2 separate regions of the Homo sapiens genome follow, and region 2 is linked to region 1. A link is an interaction called in ENCODE POLR2A ChIA-PET data of the cell type or tissue named here. Cell type or tissue: MCF 10A. All regions are shown on one strand.

What was found. Peaks named below come from ENCODE experiments on the same cell type or tissue, not always from the same donor. Only the 100,000 strongest peaks of a DNase experiment are listed, where the experiment ranks them.
Region 2: POLR2A ChIA-PET joins it to region 1 with 14 read pairs; 4 of 35 experiments call an interaction of 5 or more read pairs at or near these places.

The regions. Positions count from the first base shown.
Region 1 is chr13:99,146,331-99,154,330 of GRCh38, reverse strand. No RefSeq gene overlaps it. Among named protein-coding and RNA genes, the nearest start is that of UBAC2-AS1, 50 kb to the left of the region's middle. RefSeq lists a cis regulatory region at 2,209, an enhancer at 2,125-2,294 and silencers at 2,601-2,670, 2,681-2,730. In MCF 10A, no CTCF peak of the experiment used is centred here; DNase peaks (open chromatin) are centred at 2,630, 3,230 and 3,590.
Region 2 is chr13:99,062,445-99,070,444 of GRCh38, reverse strand. It overlaps a transcript of DOCK9 not described here. Among named protein-coding and RNA genes, the nearest start is that of DOCK9-DT, 20 kb to the left of the region's middle. RefSeq lists an enhancer at 2,483-3,682. In MCF 10A, no CTCF peak of the experiment used is centred here; DNase peaks (open chromatin) are centred at 4,624 and 7,644.

The sequences.
Region 1 (8,000 bases):
TCCATCGCAGCGTCTGCTTTCAGAGCACCTACCCTATGATGACTTTGCAAAACCCTAAGCCTAGAGTATTTGGCTAAAGAGGATGTGGCCCCTTCCTGAAACTGACTTCAAGAGTAACTGAGATATCTGCAATGGCCCTGTCCTTACCCTCTGGTATCAGTGGCCTCAGCTTCAATTAGATTCCTTTTGGCATTTTGTTGTTGTTGTTGTTGTTGTTGTGTTGTTTTGTTTTTGAGATCAAGTCTCACTCTGTCACCCAGGCTGGAGTGCAGTGGCGTGACCTCGGCTCACTGCAACCTCTGCCTCCTGGGTTCAAGCGATTCTCTTGCCTCAGCCTCCTGAGTACCTGGGACTACAAGCGTGTGCGACCACACCCTGCTAATTTTTGTATTTTTAGTAGAGACAGGGTTACACTGTGTTGGCCAGCCTGGTCTCGAACTGCTGACCTCAGGTGATCCACTTGTCTTGGCCTCCCAAAGTGCTGGGATTACAGGCATGAGCCACCACACCCAGCCCAATTAGATTGCTTTTGATCCCCACATTTCTCCTTTGTTGGGGTGGAACTGCTCATGATTGCAACTGTCCTCTTTAATAGTGAGAATTTTGAGCGGGTCCCTTTTTGCATGGCCCCCCTTTTTCCTGCTATTCAGTGTGGAGTTGCTTTTGAGGAAACTGGATTTTATAAAAAAGAAGTGATGGGTTTAAATGATTATATTCTTCCTACAAAGTTATTTTGAAGCTCATTTCTTCAGAGACCTTCTCCTCCATGGCCTTACCCTCACTTAAGCACAGACAGCCTTCAATCTAAAACTCTTGCCCTAACCTTTCTCTTGAAAAGCAGTTTTCCTTGTTATTCAAGGTCCATCCAACTTTATCATCCTCTACATGAGTTTGCAAATTCTGTGTTCCAGCCAAGTTGATCTCTTTGATCTTTCAACTTAGGCCCTTTTCCAAAACCATGCCTGAACCTATGCCTCATGCTTCCTCTCTGCCTGAGTCTACTCCCCTAGCTTTTCATTCTCATTTCAAATCTCTCCTCTCCAAAGAGACTTTCTAGACTTCGCTGATCTTTTTGCCCCCTGCACACCTGTATTTAGGAGTCATGTGCTACCTTGAACCTTCTGTTACTCTCTTATATAAATGTCCCTTCCCCCCATCTCAACTATATACATACTCTTTGTATCTTCCAGAGTCTTACGCTCAATATATGTTTGTTGATTTTATTTTTCCTGACCCTGATTTCACCCAGAATGGCAGGCAGTTCCATTATCTCTTCCTATATACCAAGCCACCCACAGTCCTGTGGGTTGGCTGGGCTCAGTTGGGAAGTTCTCCCTTGGGGTCTGTCATGCAGTCGCAATGAAATGTCAACTGGGGCTTCAGTCCTCTGAAGACTTGGCGGGGCTGAATACCCATGGGTGCTCACTCTCATGATGTGCATTGAAGTTGGCTATTGGCTGGAAGCTCCGCTGGGTCTGTGCCTCACAGCACTCCCACTCAACCTCACCTTGCAGCTTTCACAGCCTGATATCTGGGCTCACAGAGGGAGCATTCCAAGGGCAAGGGATCCAAGATTCCCAGGCAGAAGCTGCAAGGCATATTGTGACCTGTCCTCAGAAGTCCCAGAGTGTCACTTCCAGCACATTCTCTTGGACAAAGCAAGTCAAGTGTTTCACTTGAAATTTTATAAAGTTTAGGAAGCAAGTAAGAAAGCATGCAGAGTCACTTGAAATAATTTTCATAGAGCTGTTCAGTTGAGATTGGTGTGTATTGCTGTGTGTATATATCTTATCTCTGAAAGTAAAAAAAAATTTTTTTAAGACTGTTATAATAGTTTTTTTCTTGCACATGATTTTTTCCTGATGTTTTAAATTTTAAAAAATTAAACAAAAAATTGTTTGCAGAATATGTCTTTTTGTTTGTTTTCATCTTCTCAGGAGCTATCACTGTGCCTGAGCTGGGTCTCAGGGAAGATTTGGGATAGGGGAGCTGATGTCAAGCAGCCCCTTGCATCCCTGCCTCTTTATGGAGCCTGATTCCCCTCCCTGTAGCCAGTTCACATGTTCCTTCATCAACAAAGGCTTCAAGAATGGCCACTGGTGTGTTCCACATATGGCTTTAACTGGCAAGGGTATCTGGATGGACAAAGTAGTCATGGGCCCTCTCCTTGGGGCCCTTGAGTCTGGCGAGGCCCTGTGCACTTCCCACTTTGCTGGCTAGAATTCCCCACCTGGAACTGGCAGTTAGCGGTTCTATATGTCTCCTGGGCCCCTTTAGAGTCCTATACACCTGTTTGGTAAGGTGAGTCAACTCTAGCCAGTCCATTTATGTGGATATTGTGATTTAACAGGTCTTTTTAACTTCTAGTTTAAAAGAAAGCATTTGAACAGTAGCCATCAAGATATAACACTGTCATGCCGGAGAATAATGCCAGTGATGTGACCGTTCAGCCCAGGGAAAGAAAGTCTTAGAAGCCACCAAGACAACGCTGCACCTGCAGGGGACCACTTGCTCTGTCCACCTTGGGTAGGTCTTGCTGCTCTGGTCTCCTCACTCTGCTGAGTCACATGGCTACTCCCATACTTAATCTCACTGCAAATATGGCCATGTGTCAAGAATAAAATAGACATGGCCCGGTGCAGTGACTCATGCCTGTAACCTCAGAACTTTCAGAGGCTGAGGTGGGAGGATTGCTTGAGCCCAGGAGTTTGAGACAAGCTTGGGCAAAGTGGTAAGACTCCAGCTCTACAGAAATAAGCAAATAGATCAATACAATACAATACAATACAATACAATACAATACAATACAATACAATACAATACAATACAATACACATGAGCACAACTAGGTTCCAGGCAATACAATATAGCACAAGGAATTGATCATTGGCCTCAGCAGTTGAGCCAAATGAATAGTTAGCAGCTGATTTTAGACATGTCCCATAGTGCTATGCACTTCACTTACTGTCAAAGGAAGACATGAATAAGATAGGAATTAAAATAGACTTTCAAATATTTCCTTGTAAGTGGCTTTAGTTCCCAGAGGAGATTATTCCATAACATCGTCTTTTCTCTTTCAACAAGAATTTCTTCACATTGGTTGCCAACACCCATTATGCTGCATAGAAGTATTAATCATCCATGTGGAATTTTATATTTTCAAAGCCTCTTAAAAAAATCAACCCTCTCCTCTGCCTTCCCCCACGGTGCTCACAGACCATGGCCCTGAGGGCATGCACAGACGAGTCTGTTTTTGTTTGTTACTGGCTTGCCAGGCCAGGTTGCTAAATGTACTTGATTCATCAAATACTTGTGAGCTCAGGGAAATCTAAACAAATTTATTTAATTCAGGCCCAGACACAGAGGTGGGTCAGTGTGTCCCCATTTATTGCATGGTGTGCTGAAGTCCCCAGAAGAGATCAAAAGCAGACACAGGGTGAGGCCACAACATGGCAGGCATTATGTCAGCGCTCTTGATCTCTAAGTCATTACTTAGGAATATATGCAACATAGTAATGATGGTTTCAGACACTCTCAATGCATAGTCTGACTCAACATCTCACTTTGATGGAAAGAACCTCAGTCGACAATGAATGGACAAGACCCGAACGTGTATGGTGTCATGAAACCAGGCATGTGGAAGCAGGTTTCCAAAACAGGTTGGAGACTGGCTCTTCCTAAAGTCTTGCCCATCTGTCAGTTGTATCATTGTCCACATGGTTACTCAGCCCTGAAGCCTCAGAGTCAATCTCTCTTTCTCCCACCTCATCTGCCCCCCTCTCCGTACCGCCATATTTAATACATCAGCTAAGCTTGTTGGTTCCAGGAACACAATACCTATATTCTCAAACCTACCATTTCTCTCTGTACACACCAGCCTCACTCCAGCCCAAGCCAACTCACTCTCCCACCTAAAGAACTGCAATGATCTCCTGGCTTACTAATACATTTAACCAAAGAAGAAAAAAAGAATTAAAAATGTCTACCAGACAAAAAAGACAATAGCAAAATCAACAACAATTATTAAACAGGAAAAATGTCACAACAGACATGCTCAAGGTTAGACTCCTTAGTATAAAAAAAGCTAATAAAGATGATTAGAAAAATTAATATTCAAAGAGAAAATGGGCCAATTTTGAATAGTTCATAATAAAGTATAAAGCATTTCATTGTTTTCTGTTTATTTGTTTGCTTTTTGAGACTGAGTCTCGCTCTGTCACCCAGGCTGGAGTGCAGTGGTGCAAGCTCAGCTCACTGCAACCTCCACCTCCTGGGTTCAAGCAATTCTCCTGCCTCAGCCTCCCGAGAGGCTGGGATTACAGGCTCCTGCCACCACACCTGGCTAATTTTTGTATTTTTAGTAGAGACGGGGTTTTGCCGTGTTGGCCAGGCTGATCTTGAACTCCTGACCTCAGGTGATCCACCTGCCTCGGCCTCCCAAAGTGCGGGGATTATAGGTGTGAGCCACTGTGCCCAGCCAAGCCTTTCTAAACAAATGAAAGGATACTCAGTCTCACTCTAATAACAAAAATACAAATTCAAAGTTGAATGAGATGCAGTTGACACTTAGAAAATTGGAAAAATTCAAAAAGTGTAAAAATGCCTGGATGGTGATGAGGGGGCCTGGTACCATTGGTTCATTCTCTTTGGAGGGCAATTTAAAAAGCACCAACCAAATTTTAACAGGCATATGCTCTTTGACTTGGCAGTTCTACATTTAGGAATGTGTCTTACAGATATATTTGCACATGAACATGAAGATGCAAATGCACGTTGCAGCAACAAAAGAAACCAGCCAAATGCCCATTGGTAGGGGCTGGGTAAGTTAATTCTGGTACGTCCATAGAGTAGACAATCCAACAGTGAAAAGAATGAAACAATATTACTTGGCATGGATAAGATAAATTTTCTAGAGGTATCATTAAATTATAAAAAGCAAGATGCAGAAGATACAAGATGCTATCGTATACAAATGTGGGTAGGGATGTACACACATACATTACATCTATCGCTTGCATATGCATAGATTGTTTCTGGGAAGATATGTAAGAAATTTAACAGTGGTTGTCTCTGGAAAGGTGATGTGAGAATTTGGAGTAAAGGAGAAGAAATCTACTTTTTCCTGTATTTCCTTTTATGATGTTTTAATTTGTACCATATTTAAGAATGACCTATTTTTACAAAACTGTTAAGACAAAGAGAAAAGAACTGGTAGGCCAGGCGCAGTGGCTGAACGCCTGTAATTCCAGCACCATGGGAGGCTGAGGCGGGTGGATCACTTGAGGTCAGGAGTTCAAGACCAGCCTGGCCAACATGGTGAAACCTTCTCTCTATTAAAAGTACAAAAATTAGTCAGGTGTAGTGGGGTGCACCTGTAATCCCAGCTACTCAGGAGGCTGAGGCAGGAGAATCACTTGAACCCAGGAAGCGGAGTTTGCAGTGAGCCAAGATCACACCACTGCACTCCAGCCTGGGCCAGAGAGTGGGACTCCATCTCAAAAAAGAAAAGAAAAGAAAGGAACTGATTATATGCAGTCATTTTAAAGGAAAATATTAGTAATACTTTTCTAGAAAATGTGAGGTTTTACTTAGATTGTAAAAATTCCACTTCTATTACATCTTTTCCTTTTCAGAATTATTGTGTATAAACTAATACTTCAAGTCTAGCCAACATGGAGAAACCCTGTCTCTACTAAAAATACCAAAATTAGCCGGGTGTGGTGGTGGGCACCTGTAATCCCAGCTACCCGGGAGACTGAAGCAAGAGAACTGCGTGAACCCGGGAGGTGGAGGTTGCAGTGAGCCAATATCACGTCACTGCACTCCAGCCTGGGCGACAGAGCGAGACTCCATCTCTTACTAAACAAATACATATATACCAATACTGCAGACAAAATAATAGCTAACATTTGGTGGGTGTTTATTCTGAATAAACACTGTGCAAAGTGCTTCAAAATAACAGTACTAGCCCAGGCACAGTGGCTGATGCCTGTAATTTCAGTACCTTGGGAGGCTGAGGCAAGAGGATCACTTGAGCCCAAGAGTTTGAAGCCAACCTGGGTAACATAGTGAGACCTTGTCTCTTAAAAAAAATTCAAAATTAGCCAGTCATGGTGGTACACGTCTATAGTCTTAGCTACTCAGGAGGCTGAAGCAGGCAGGTTGCTCCAGCCCAGGAATTCAGGTTGCAGTGAGTTATTATCGAGCTACTGCACTCCAGCTTGGGCAACAGAGCGAGAGAGACCTTGTTTCTAAATAATAATAATAGTAATAACAACAGTACTGCCCTCATCTCTTCATTAAAGATGAAGAAACGAAAGGTCAGAATTTAATGGGCTTACCTTAAGGCCACACAGCTAGTAAGTTATAGAGCCAGGATGCACATCTAAGCACTCTGACATCAGAGCCCACATGCTTACCCACCGTATGGGTTATTTATGGTGTTATTAATGAGTCATTTGTTTCTTGCAAAACAATACTTAAGGGCATATAATTTCCAATTCAAAACAGGTACGTAGCAGAAATAGAATCTAACCTTAACTATAGAAAATAAAAGTGCAAATGTTGTAAAATCCATAAGTCCCATATATAAAGTTGTAATAATATTTCTGATTTTATGGCCAATGATTCAGAGAAATTAAAAAATTATTTTAAGATATTTAGGCCAAGCATCGTGGCTCACGCCTGTAATTCCAGCACTTTGGGAGGCCAAGGTGGATGGACACCTGAGGTCAGGAGTTTGAGACCAGCCTGGCCAACATGGTGAAACCCCGTCTCTACTAAAAATACAAAAATTAGCTGGGTGTGGTAGCATATGCCTGTAGTCTCAGCTACTCGGAAGGCTGAATCAGGAGAATCACTTGAACCCAGAAGGCAGAGATTGCAGTGAGCCGAGATCGTGTCACCGCACTCCAGCCTGGGTGACAGAACGAGACTCCATCTCAAAAAAAACCAAAAATTATTTTAAGATATTTGAATAACAATTGGCAACTATGACTACTGTGTTATATACAGTGCATGCTATTTTTTGTGTTTATATTCTTGATCTTCATGAAATATTAATACATAAAATGTCTCAGGTTGCTGTTATGGGTTGAATTGTGCCCTCCCATTCATATGTTGAACCCCCAATACCTCAGAATGTCACCTTATTTGTAAATACTCTTTACAGAGGCAAATTAAAGTGAGGTCATTAGAGTGGGCCCTAATCCACTATGACTGGTGTCCTTATAAAAAGGAGACATTTGGACACAGAGACAGACATGCATAGAGGGAAGACGATGTGAAGAGACATAGAGAGAAGATGGCCAAGGGGAGAGAGACCTGGAACAGATTTTCCCCTCCCAGCCCTAGCCAATACCTGCCCCCGCACCTGTGACTGTGGCCTTATTTGGAACCAGGGTCTTTGCAGATGTCATCAAGCTAAGATGAGGTCATACTTATTAGAGTTAGGGTGGGCCATGAATCCAAGATGGCAGGTGTCCTTATGAAAAGAGGGATCAGGACACAGGAAGAATACCATGGGAAGACAGACGCAGAGGCGGGAGGGACGCGTCTAGAAGCCAAGGAACAGAAGGACTGATGGCAACACCAGAAGCAAGAGAAAGGCCTGGAACGGCTTCTCCCCTCGAGCCTTCAGAGGGAGCCTGGCCTGCCGTACACCTTCCTGCGGGACTCCAAGCCTGTAGAACTGGGAGAGAATACATTTCTGTGGTTTGAAACCACCCAGTATGTGCAGTGGATTCCCTAGAATTTGATTGGCGTGGGAGTGACTTGCTAAGGGGGTGCCCACTATTGAAGCCACCAAGGGACTAGGGAGGTGGACAGAGCAGCCGCGGGAGCCTCAAAAGGGGCGAGCTAGGCCAAGTCCCACAGCCGGCAACATAGAGTGGGCGTCCCAGGCGAGGGCGCTGGGCTTCCTGCCCCAGCACCCCATTGGTCAGGTCACAGGTTTTAGACTACCCCCCAGTGCTAGATGGTGGTTCTCCACAGAAAAGCAG
Region 2 (8,000 bases), 84 kb after region 1:
CAGAAATGCGTGTGGTCACAATTGTGTGAAAACATGTTTAAGAAAAATATTGGAAGGAAACACATGAAAAGATAGGAATATGATTTGTTTTTTATATATTCTAGGATTTCCCAGCTGTTTAAGTGAATAGGTAATAATCTATTAAGAAAAAGCAAATACATTGAATATTGGAAGGAAAGTTTGTACTACATGTAAGATGTTCAAATCGGTATGCTTGAAAATTACACTTGTATATCTTAGTGCTTGTACACATGGGCATTGTGATGTAAAATATGTTCCTGAAGTGAGGGCACACACATGCATGTTGGAAGCAAAAATATTGTCAACAGTTAAGAGCCCTGCATTAAATGCTCATAGAGGCGGGATGCCCCTGTGAAACAATGCAACTTTGCATTTGACTGTTTATAAAGTTCTTTAAAGAAAAAAAAAGTCTATCTTTGGCCTCTGGAAAATCTGGTCAGATAGACAGGGATAGTTTTATTATTTCTGTTTCTTGATGAGGAATTAAAGACCAGAGAAATCAAGTGACTTGCTTAATTAAGGTCACCTGGCTAACCTTAACCCTTTTCCTGGCAAGATGGCAGAGATTGTCTAAAAGTGTCAAAACATTTTAAGATATCATTTTGAAGTTGGAGTTTCTTGAAAACTTTTAAGCGATTAACTTGAATCATTAAACATATTTTTTGGAAAGTACCACTAATTCTCTAGGTTTATAGAAATGCGTGACATGAAAGTGAAATATTCTTTTGGAGATGAAAGTCATCTTTGGTGGTCATCTGGTCCAGCTTCCTAATTTTGCAGATGAGGAAGATGAGATCAGCCATGGATAAACCTTTGTGGTCTACAGCTAGTTATAAAGACAAGAACAAAATCGAGTTTGCCAACTCCTGGTCCAGTGAATTTTCCAGTGACTATAGAAAATAATTACATTACTTTGTTTACACTTGTGTGTTGTCAAGTGTCATTGGTAATCAGATAATAGGAGACTATGAAACATCTATTTGCACCATGGATCTCCTCCGTGCTTGTATATTTCATTAGTCCCAAGCTAGTTTGTTGGTGAAATTGATATTCATGTTTCTACAAGCCAAGAAAGGAGTTCTGCATTTCTGTTTAAGGGGTATTAGGATGAAAGGGAGAAAGAAATAAAAAGCAAAACTTAGAAAATTAATCTAAAAAAGGTCTCAGTAGTAACTTATTCATGAAGGAAGAACTAATTTAGTAGTCAATGTTATTGAAGGGACAGAATATCACAGTTTTACACGTACATTGGTTAAAATTATGATGTGGCTTGAGAAAAAACCTCCCTAGGCCTATTAACCTAAAATTTGTTAGTGTAGAATAAGCTCTGTTAATCTAGGTCATTTTACATTTCAGGCTGCTTTGCGTTGGCTAAAATAAATATTCAGCTGTAAATGACAATTTGGTTCAAACTGTATTATTATAGAAAGAGTTGCATTTCTAAGATTGTTTAGAGGACTTATTTAATCTGTCACTCTAACATATTGCTGTTTTCTTAAGTAGAAAGCAGAGTTCCTATGGTGATAGCAGAGGTGCCATAATATTTATAGTATAGTAGGTTCATCTGTAAACTATTATACTAGCTAGAATTTACAGGATATTTAATCTCTTAGGTTAACTTTTTCCTTCCCAGGCTTTTACTGTGTTCATTTTGCCATTTTTATTTTCCTTCGCTATTCTTATAAGAATCTTCTATGTTATTTTTTTCCTAAAAGATCGAAAGTAACTGCTGTTAAATGATTTTTTTTTTTTAAACTGAAGGATGTATGTGCTTAACTAATTTCTGTGGAGTTCGTGAAAAACTGATTGAGGTATTAGGGTTTTTTGTTTGTTTGTTTGTTTTGAGATGGAGTCTCGCTTTGTCGCCCAGGCTGGAGTGCAGGGCGCGATCTGGGCTCACTGCAGGCTCCGCCTCCTGGGTTCAAGTGATTCTGCTTCAGCCTCCCCAGTACCTGGGATTACAGGCGCCCACCACTGTGCCCAGCTAATTTTCTGTATTTTTAGTAGAGATGGGGTTATCTCCATGTTGGCCAGGCTGGTTTCAAACTTCTGACCTCAGGTGATCTGCCACCTGGGGCTCCCAAAGTGCTGGTATTACAAGCATGAGCCACTGCGCCCGGCCAGGGTATTAGGTTTTTAAAGAGACTTTCTTAGTTCTCCACTGAAAACTCAGAGAGGCGGAGATTCCTGACAGTGTTGGTTTCTCCTCGAAGTTACTAAACACATTGGTGTTGAGATTTCCTTCATGTGTAAGAGGTGGCATGAGAGAAAAGGGATCACCAATAGCAGATGAGGGTTTCTTGAATTGAGGATAGTCACAGTTGGTGATTCCATATCCTGGTCTAGAGTATCAATGCTGGGGCAGGAGGTGGGGGGTTGAAGATTATGGGCTGTGGAGAACCACATGTGGGGTACTGGGGATCGGTTCTTTCTGTAGGCTTAGGGAACTCTATTTGATGGGGGAGAGTTTCAGAATAGCTCCCAGAATTTGGGGGAACTACAGATGTTTTTTCCATGGCTTCAGTTGTTAGACATTTAAAAAAAAAAAAAAAAGCTTCTGTCCTTACAATGTGGAATCTTGGCATCTTGGATATCCTCCACCCTGGGCAATGGGCCCCGAAGCAGCCCTACCTCTCCATCTCTTGGGCAACTCAGTGGGAGAATCAGCATATTCCAGTGAGCATTGCATTTCATGTCAGGAAAATGGTATTTTACCCATACTACTTACTCCTTTATGGTCTTGGCCTGGTGCCTATGGGTGGCACCTGCACAATGGAGAAGTCACTGACCAGCCTGGAGTTGATTTAAGCTGCAGAGTTGATTCCTTTCTGACCAAATCATTTGGTTTTGAGTCTGGCCTGGTGCAGACCTGGAGCTCACTTCCATCTGCAGTGACCTTTGGGAGAGGAGGGGCAGAGGCCAGATGGAATCCAGTCTTCTCTGCTGCAGGCTTCCCTTGTGATCTTTTTCCACATTCTCAGGCCAGGGCATCTTTCCCTGGAATTTGGAGAGGATTCAGTGTCCTCTTTTAGTTGAGGATCTTAGCAGATCTTGAGTCATTTTTGAGTTCTTGATGATGATGTTAGCAGAGAAAAATGCAGTGCTGTTAGAAGTTTTTAAAGCTCTCATACCTTAGTATTGAGTAGGTCTCAGGTTGTCACTCATGATTCATTGACTCAACAAACACTAAAGAAAGGTAAACATTTGGTGAAGACACTATCCTTGTCCTCAAGGAGCATGGAATCTGGAGTGGACAAAGGAACACAGATGGGACCCAGGGAGCTTTGGTGTTGAGGTCCTCTTTTAGGGTCCTCTGCCGCTTGGCTATTTTGCTCCTGGAAGGAAGAAGGAAGGTTGTGACCGGTGCAGATGGAGTTTGTAGGAAGGTGTCAAGACTGAAGTCAGCCTTCTGGGTAGTAGAAACATACTGGGACCTACTTATCTATTACACTCCTTTTGCAAGATTCAGAAACCGGATGTTTAATATGGCTGTTATTCATGGGAGTAGTGATAGGATATTTCTCTTGTAAAGATTCTGGGTAGTGGCAGAAGAAATTACCATGAATGAGATACATGCAGTGAGAATTGTGGGTCAGGACTCCAAGGAACAGGCTAGAGAGATGGGATGGGAGGCTTTTTAGTTTTATGGTAATGTAGCTATTGACAACCTAAGGACTCCTAAAATTAGCATTTTGTAGCTATATGCAGGTAATTTCCTTTTAAGCTAACTAGGGAAAACAGGGCATTTAAGAGATTTATTTCTCTTGGAATTTAGAATACGCTCCATAGGTGCAAAGATCCCCAAAATATGCAAGGAGTTGGATCTTGACGATGTCCTTAATTAACTCCAGAAGCCATGTTAAGCTTGTTAAATAATATAGTATATTAACATATTAAATTTATATTAAGTAACATAGTATGCTATTATAGTTCTTTGTCTATCATAGTTGATATAGAATTGAAAATGAAACCAGTTTTCCTTAGAATTGAAAATGAAACCAGTTTTTGTGGAGTTCTAGATTAAAAATAATCTGAAATGATTGTGTGTACTGGGCATGAAAAGAAAATTCAGTCTTTTTTTAAGCTCCATAGAACACAAATTTGCATGGCACCATTCCTTGGGTTTTAGTGATTGTAAAAGATGCTGAATACTTAGCTTGGGGGCTTTTGGAAACAAGGTGACATTCTGCTGATTTGCAGTGGGGCTAATGATCATTGTTTCTAGAAAAACACCACTTTTTGAGTGCCAAGAAACATGCTAAAGTACTAAAGTTGGTTCTTAGATAAAGATGTGTACACTTGTGTTAGCCTTGATCTTTGTTTAGTTTTATCTTTTTTACTTATGCCATTCAGGACGTGTGTGGGTCATGTTAATCTCCTGGGTAAAGAAATGAGCAAGTATTTATTTGATTGGCAAACAAATAAGCATGCACATGTATTTTATAGATGCTTGAAAACTGTTTCCCACATATATCTGAACTGATAAATTTTAAATTTCGTACATGCATCAATTAAGTGAACACATTTGTTGAGTCCAAACACATTTGTTGAGTGCCAAGCACTGTGCTAGGTGCTTTGAGGAATCAGGATGAGTGAGACAGATCCTGTCCCATCTTGCCGACTGACTAATAGGAGAGAGAAGATTGCAAAATGAGCTTCATGTATACCTAATAGAAGATTGTATCATTGGAGAGTTATAAGTAAAGCGTTAAAGAGGTCTCAGGAGAGAGATTACCTCCAGTGGAGGGAATCAGAAAAAGGGTAATGAAGGAAATGTGAGAGATACAAATTATTCTAGATAGAGGGACCCGTAGGAGCACAGGCCTTGAGGAAGGAAATCATGGCGTGTACTTGGGAAACAGTGAGTAGTTGCGTCTGGTGTCATGTATGGAGGGTTAGAGGTACACAGATTCTGGTCACCCAGGGAGTGAGGAAGGCAGACAAGGCCAGGCTGTGGAGTGTTGACTTGATGCTTTGTTGTGGGTTTTCGAGCTGGAAGGCCTCAAGATTAGAACTTTGCTGTGGGAATACAGTGACTGTGTTGTCAGAGCTTAGTTGCTGGGGATTGGGTGGGATTAGAAAGCTGGGGGTTGAGGTGTTACTCAGGAGACTTTTGCCATAATTTAGGCAGCAGGTAATGAGGGCAGAAAGTAATGTGTAAGTTATGTGTAAGAAGTATTTTGGGACTAAGCTGATGTGTATTTGAACCTGATTAGATTAGGACATTTATTTATTCAATGAATTTTGATTAATAATCCTCCTTCCTCTCTCCACACAGTGAGCTTGGAGCTCCCTGGCCAGGTGAGGTCAAGAAGCAAGAGGCATTAACTATAGCCTTAGGTTTCAGCCGTGCGTGACTGTGCTGGGAGTGTGGTGATGCAGAAACCTGAGAACATCCAGCCCGTTACACAGGCCTTGAGAAGAGTGTAGAATTTATCTGGTCCTTCGCTTTCAGATAATTTCAGATAAACCATTGCAGACAGATGAGAATCTCATCTCCCCTTATAAACCACCAGCAGAGGAATGGATTAGCAGTGAGCTATTAGGGGGCCTTCATTTTTTAGAGAGTGTTTAGGGTAGAACAGACAGCTTTAAAAACCATTTATCTTGTCCTCTTTAAAATACTCAGTCATAATCAGTGTGCTTAATCATGAGGCCCCCGACCAGCTGTCTTCTCCACCACTGTCTTCAAAGCTGACATTTTGACTTCATATCAGTTTTCAGGAATGTCCTTTCCATGCTTCCCTTTGAAGGGAAAAATGAAAGAAGCCTTTAAAAATAGTAAGCTCATAAATAGTTATTTAGAGAGGGGATATAAAGTTAGGTAATTTATTTTGTTATGCCTTTTTGCACGTTTACTTTTTCCAGGTGAGAGAAAATAAATGTGCAATGGGGGCCCCGGTTCATTTTTAGATGTGAACTTCTTTCATATTTCCAAATAAAAGCTCAGTCACTGCATGGATTGATAAATTATAGATGGAAAACTGTTCTCAGTTTTCCTCCTCTTAGATTTCTTTGCTTCATGTGACCATAGATCTCTCTCTTCTCTTTGAAACTCCACCTTCCTTTGATATCCAAATACTGTCACCGCCACCTGTTATTTATCAATATAGTGACAACAGTTATAATGATAAGTCTTTCTTTGCACCCTTCTCTCTGTTTCATTATTTTCTCTTTCAGCTTCCTATTGTGGCCATCCCATAGAAAATGGGGACTTGCTGTTCTCCTTTCACTTTCAGAGAGTTGAGCTACTGCCTCTGTTCCAGTGACTCATTCCTAAGTCTTGATTTACATCTTTGACCAGGACATCTGTGAGGGTCAGGAGAAAGCTAGCTGGTGAAGAGAGAAGATGAGAGAAAAAGGTGGAGGATAAAGGAGAGTTTACCTCAAATGGAAGAAGATCTACAGGTCTTAGTAGAAGGCTTCAGAATAGAGAAGCATAGTAGGAGGTGAGGCTATGAAAGTGTTGAGCCTCCATTTCATGTTGGAAGGGAGGGAGTGCTCCTCAGCGTGAAACCTGCGGACAGGTTGGTGTGTCAACTGTTTATAACTGACCTGTGACAAGATGAGTTGTGCTTGAAGATGAATGGAAAAAAAAAAAAGTTGAGAATTCGTGTTTAGAAACTTTTAACAAATCGACAGGGTAACTTTAAATCTGTTGAATCTAGCAAAAATTTGGGGCTTATATTTTGTATGGGTTTGTTTTTTATTTCATTTATTAGTAATTGTCAAGATTATTTGTATTTTATAAAAGTATTGGTCCCCAGTGGCTTGGAGGAGAAAGAGGACCCTCACCACACATGGTTTGAGAGGTCCTGTTGTAGGTATGTGAAGATGGTAGTTGGAGGATGTTCCAGTTGAAGTGGTTGGTTTGGGCCCCAGAAACCAAGGGGTGTCAGGTTGGGAGGCATATGGATGCTCACCCGAGGCAAAGGGAGCCCTGATGACATGGTGTCCGGTGACTTGTGGGAGTCGCAGGGTGGAGGAAGGTGTTTGGACACCTGGGTACCCACACCCAGGTGAGGCCTAGCCCCAGCATTTGGTAGGAATGTGTGTATTCTCTGCTCGGTGAGGCCTTCTAGGCTGGGAAGGGTTCCCCACAGTCTGGGTAGGGCCGTAGGGCTGTCACCAGCAGTGTCATTTTGGCTCACTAGCCATGAATAGAGCACGACATCTTTCAGTATGACCCAGGCTTGCTTTTCATCGTTCGTTTGTCCCTGTTCTTTTCTACCTTGCCTCTGTCTAGACTTACTGCACAAGCCTTCCTGTTGGTTCTTTTCTTTTGTTTCTTAAATCCTTCTCTAATATTCTGACATAGAGAGTGATTCTTTCTGTTGCTGGCTTTCCTGGACCTCTTGTATTCTGAGTCGTGAACCTTCACATGGGTCTTTTCCTAATTCGGTCCCTTATCTGACAGTGGCTGGTTTGTCTTTCTTCAAAAGATGGTGTCATGATGGATGCCCAGCAAATGGTAACACCCGCAGAGTAGTAGAGAGTAGATTCGGGGACCCTGGGCTGGCAGCTCCATAATTCTTTCTCCCTTTTCTGCCAAAGAGACAGGATATTAAACCACTGAACTGGCGCGGTCCTGGGCTGCCTGCCAATGGAATATTTGGGGAGAGAATGGTGCAGCTTTTGTTTCTCTTGCCTTCTGTGGAGCCCTGGGGTGGATTCTGAAGGGATGTTTTCCCTCGCAGGAGTAACCCATTTGGTATTGAGAAAGCAGGAAAGCAAGTTTTCCTGTTACGAGCAGTGAACAAAAAGCAGAAAAGCAGGCAGCGGATGGCGATATCCTGTTGTAGAAGGCTTGCGGGAGCGAATGCAGACAAGTGCCCCTCATTCTTTCCGTGTCTTTAAGAAAAGCCAGGAGATGAGAAGGAAATTGGTTACTTTGCAGGCCACATCCAAATGGTTTTCCTCTTATTTATGGTGCTTATCAAGGAGGTCATAAGTGTATGTTTTGTGATTTAAAAACTTGT